Regions from separate parts of the Homo sapiens genome. Here region 2 is linked to region 1. The links are chromatin loops, found by intact Hi-C in ENCODE. Cell type or tissue: OCI-LY7. All regions are shown on one strand.

Region 1 (2,500 bases):
TTGGGTTGTTTATATTTTAGGGCTGTGTGGTTTTATAGTGACAAGTGCTAAAGTAAAAGGCCAGGATGGGGTGTGGCAGTGTATTTTGGGGAGGGGCCCAAGGGGGCCTCCTGGCCAATAGGAGAGGAGTGGGCCAGGCCAAGTCAGGGCATATGTCCAGCGGTTACACACCTGTCGTTACAATACTGAAATCTTTTCATGCCCCTGGGTTAAAGCCCACTGTCTGGACCCCCAGAGGGGCTCCCACTGCTGCTGTCTCTGTCCAGCCCTTCTCCTGGCCCTCTTCAGATGTCCCTAGGATCTGCAATAAAGGAGTTAATACTTAGCCTAGCAGGAGGTGTTTTGGAGTGGTGGGGGCCAGTGCCTGTGTTAAATATTTTGAATATCCCCCTGGGCAAAAAGCATGACACATGCAAAGGCCCTGGGGCAGGAGAGCCTGGAGCTGGAGCTGGAGAAACTGCAACAGGCCAGTGTGCCCGAGGCAGAGTTAGGAGGAGGATAAATAAGGCCCAGGGGGTAAAGCAGGGCCTGTGGATCATGGCAAGGATTGGGGTTTTTATTCTGAGTGGGGTGGGGTCCCCGGGAGGGTACTGAGCAGAAGAGGGCCATGGTCTCATGTAGGTTCAGCCAAAGGATTGGTCTGGCTGAGAGCTGAATCAAGGAGGGTAGGGAGGGTACTAAGGCCATTCAGAGGAGCGGGGAGGGCGACAGGAACCAGGGAGGGGTGTGGAGGCTGGGAGGAGTGAGAGTGAGTGGGTGGGGGCCTGGAGAGAGCAGGAGTGGGGAGGAGCAGGCTTCGGGAAGCTGGTGGGCCTCGGCATACTAAGCTTGTGCTCTCATAGATGTGGTGGAGGTATCTGGACCTCAGCCCTGCAGTGAGCAGAGGTCAAGCGAGGGCGTCGTCAGCATGCAGGTGCTGGGTGAGCACATGCACGAATGGCCAGCAGTTCCTCTTCCCCCTCCACTTTCATCTGTTCCTTCGCCACCCACTGCGTTAGCACGCTGCCCTGCTTTAAGCCCTGGGGACTCAGCAGTTACGGGACAGACATGAAACTAATCCAGTGTGAGAAACAGATGGTAAACACACAAAGTGATCAGTGGGTCACAGAACACCAGGCACCAGAGAAGAGAAACAGGGAGGGGCTGTGTTAGACAGGGTGGGGGGACTGTGCTCTAGTGCTGTGGTTTCAATTTGTCCCCCAAAGTTCATGCATTGGGAAGTTAGTCCCCAGGGCAGCAGCGGTGAGGGTTGGGGCCTTGAAGAAGGGGTTGGGCCAGGAGGGGTTCATGTTAACTCAGAAGTGGGGTAGTTGTCCTGGGAGCGGGCCCTGATAAACAGGATAAGTTCGGCCCCCATCCCTCCGTAGTGCTCTTTGGCCCTTCCACCTTCTGCCACGGGAGGATGCAGCAGGGTGGCCCTTGCCAGGTGCAAGCCCCTTGACCTTAGACTTCCCAGCCTCCAGAACTGAGCAATAAGTCTCTGTGAGTAATACATTTATAACTACCCAGTCTCAGATATTCTGTTACAGCAGCACAAAATAGACGAAGACAGCAAGTGATCCTGGTTTTCCGTTTGTGGTAGTGAAAGAAAAACTCCCTTTCAAATGCATTTAACTAAAAATAGTTAAAAGAAAAACATGACTGGGATAGTGGTGCAGAGGCTCTTAGCAAATTGCAAAGTCATCACGGCTGTCAAGGTTTGGGATTGATTCACGGTCTCCTCCCCTGCCAGCCAGGTTTACCAACCCATTTTGCAGATGAGGAGACTGAGGCTGAGAGAAGCGAAGGGGCTTGTCTGCAGACCTCCTGCACACACTCTGGGGCTCTTTCTGCACCGAGAGCCTCTCCTGCACCAAGAGGCAACAATGCAGTTCTCTGAGTTATTCTTTCTTGCTATTTCTCTTCCTTTTGGTGGATGAATTTGGGAGCTCTTTAAAACATCAGGGGAACTTTCTAGATGCAAATATTCCATCCAGCCCATTAACTAAAGTCGCAGCAAATAAACTGTAATCACAAGACCTATTATTAGTGTGGATTTGAAAGTAATTACCCAGTGTAGATTTAGACTGTAGGAAGAATGTTGTCTGGGGTGGGATTTTCACCAAACCTTCAAAGGGTGTGGCATGTGAAATAAGTAGAGCTACAGTGTGGCACCCACGATCCCCTGAACCAGCTGGGGGTGAATGAGGGAGTGTGGCTTGAGGTCATTCATTCGTTTGGTTGGCAAACATTTATTAGCACCTGCTGTGTGCCAGGCCCCATTCAGTGCACTGGGGGATGCCACGATAACCAAGACAGGGGGTGACCCTGCCTTGTGGACAGGATATTTTCTTGAGAGAAGACAGATGTTGAGAAAGAACAATTAAACAGGATGCCTGTAAATGGCCTAGAGGAAGTAAACTGGGTGAGGAGACAGTGCCTGGGGGCTACTTCTTCAAGGGTGCTCAGGAAGGCCTCCCTTGCAGGTGATTGCTAAGCTGAGACCTGAAGAGAGAGCTGT
Region 2 (2,500 bases), 340 kb before region 1:
CAGAGGTTGCAGGGAGCCGAGATCCTGCCATTGCAGTCCAGCCTGGGTGACAAGAGTGAAACTCTGTTTCCAAAACAAAACAACAACAACAAAAAAAAACCACACACACACAAACAAATTGGCTGGACTAATTTATGCTTCTACCAGCGACATGAGAGAGTTCATTTTCCTCCATCTTTGCCCAGACTTGATGTTGTAAGACTTGAAAGAAAAGTTTTGCCAATCTGATGAGTGAGAAAAGACAGCTTGTTGCTGTTTTAATTTGCATTTCCCTGGTTACTGAGAAGGATGAGCAGGTTTTCACATGTGTGTTGACCATCCGAATGTCCTCTTCTGGGAATTGTCTGTATGTATGTCTACCCATCTTTTCATTCTTATTTCTCCCTTTCTCAATACACAGAGAAGTACTCAGGGCCCACAGTGTAAAAATGGCAAGAAAAGGTTTCTCTCCTCTCCCCAACTAATTAAAATTTAAGCTCACGGCTGGGTGCCGTGGCTCATGCCTGTAATCCCAGCACTTTGGGAGGCCGAGGTGGATGGATCCCTGAGGTGAGGAGTTTGAGACCAGCCTGGCCAACATGGTGAAACCCCGTCTCTGCTAAAATACAAAAATTAGCCAGACGTGGTGGCGCATGCCTGTAATCCCAGTTACTCAGGAGGCTGAGGCAGGAGAATTGCTTCAACCCGGGAGGTGGAGGTTGCAGTGAGCTGAGATTTCACCACTACACTCCAGTCTGGGTGACAGAGTGAGATCCTGTCTCAAAAAAAAAAAAAAAAAAGTTAAGCTCATACAATTTCTAAAGAATGCAAAACCCCCAAACCTAAATTACTCAGCCAAGACAGGTTATGACTTAAAAGATATTACAGACCAGGTGCGGTGGCTCACGCCTGTAATCTCAGGACTTTGGGTGGCTGAAGCAGGTGGATCAGAGTTCGAGACTAGCCTAACCAACATGGTGAAACCCTGTCTCTACTAAAATACAAAAAATTAGCTGGGCATGTGGCAGATGCCTGTAGTCCCAGCTACTCAGGAGGCTGAGGCTGGAGAATCGCTTGAACCCAGGAGGCAGAGGTTGCAGTGAGCCAAAATGGCACCACTGCACTCCAGCCTGGGTGACACAGTGAGACTCTGTCTCAAAAAAGAAAAAACAAAAAAAAACACATTACAGTTTAACACAGTCTAATGTGTAAGCATTGAGATATTGTCAACCATTTAGCTGAATTTCCCTGGCTAATCACTCAAATGATTAACTTAAGCCTACTTAAGTAAGCCTACTTGAAGTAAGCCTGCTCCTCGAGCTGAGAGGAAGACTGGGGCATCTTACAGGAAGTCACCCTCCCTCTGACAAGACAGGAAGACACCTGCCCACTAAGAAGAAGTCTCAGGTGCAGGGCAAACAATCTGAAAGCTGCAAGATCAACAAAAGAAAAATTGTTGCTTCCTCCTGGGTGAATATAATGGAAAATTATGGAAAACCTAAATTCCTATTTGATCATTGTGTTGGCGAGGCTGTGGGTGAAATGAAAGTTTCCTAACATGTCTTTTGTTGTCTGGGCATGAATTTTTATTTATGTGTCACATACACTCTTGTATACATACTCATTCGGGATGAAAGGACTACACTCAGAAGAATGAAATGAGTAGAATATTCTGGTCTCAATCAGAATAAGTGATTATTTTTATTAGAAGAATCCTTTACTGTTAATAACTTTTTTTATATTAACTGTATCATTTATTTATTTATTTATTTATTTATTTAAAGACGGAGTCTTGCTCTGTCGCACAGCCTGGAGTTCAGTGGTACGAACTCGGCTCACTACAACCTCCACCTCCTGGGTTCAAGCGATCTCTTGCCTCAGCTTCCGGAGTAGCTGGGACTACAGGTGCCTGCCACCACAGCTGGCTAATTTTTGTATTTTTAGTAGAGACAAGGTTTCACCATGTTGTCAGGATGGTCTTGAACTTCTGACCTCAGGTGATCTGCCCGCTTCGGCCTCCCAAAATGCTGGGATTACAGGTGTGAGCCACTGCACCCGGTCTTCCTTTTTAAGACTAAATATTATTCCATTGAATGGATAGGTCACATTTTGTTTATTTATCCATCAATGGATGAATTGCATGGCTTTCACTTTTTGGCTATTGTGAATAATGCTGTTATGAACATGGGTATACGGTTATAGGGCTTTCAGTTGTGTTGCGTATACCCAGAAGTGGGATTGCTGAATCATATGGTAATTCTACATTTAATGTTTTGAGGAAATATACTGTTTTTTATTGTAGCTGCATCCTTTTTTTTTTTTTTTTTTTTTTGAGATGGAGTTTCGCTCTTGTTGCCCAGGCTGGAGTGCAATGGCACGATCTCGGCTCACTGCAACCTCCACTCCCTCCTGAGCAACTGAGCGATTCTCCTGCCTCAGTCTCCTGAGTAGCTGAGATTACAGGCATGCACCACGACACCCGGCTAATCGGCTAATTTTGTATTTTTAGTAGAGACGGGGG

Evidence for each region. Peaks named below come from ENCODE experiments on the same cell type or tissue, not always from the same donor. Only the 100,000 strongest peaks of a DNase experiment are listed, where the experiment ranks them.
Region 2: a loop joins it to region 1, with 3 times the contacts of the local background. A loop is called at or near these places in 2 of 110 quality-filtered maps.

Annotation. Positions count from the first base shown.
Region 1 is chr3:13,086,718-13,089,217 of GRCh38, reverse strand. It overlaps a transcript of IQSEC1 not described here. Among named protein-coding and RNA genes, the nearest start is that of IQSEC1, 15 kb to the right of the region's middle. RefSeq lists enhancers at 376-875, 1,516-1,575, 1,596-1,685, 1,736-1,795. In OCI-LY7, no CTCF peak of the experiment used is centred here; DNase peaks (open chromatin) are centred at 1,007, 1,397, 1,747 and 2,417; H3K4me3 peaks cover 1,223 bases; H3K27ac peaks cover 2,424 bases.
Region 2 is chr3:13,427,218-13,429,717 of GRCh38, reverse strand. No RefSeq gene overlaps it. Among named protein-coding and RNA genes, the nearest start is that of NUP210, 8.1 kb to the right of the region's middle. In OCI-LY7, no CTCF peak of the experiment used is centred here; DNase peaks (open chromatin) are centred at 857, 1,317, 1,847 and 2,167; H3K4me3 peaks cover 1,360 bases; H3K27ac peaks cover 2,440 bases.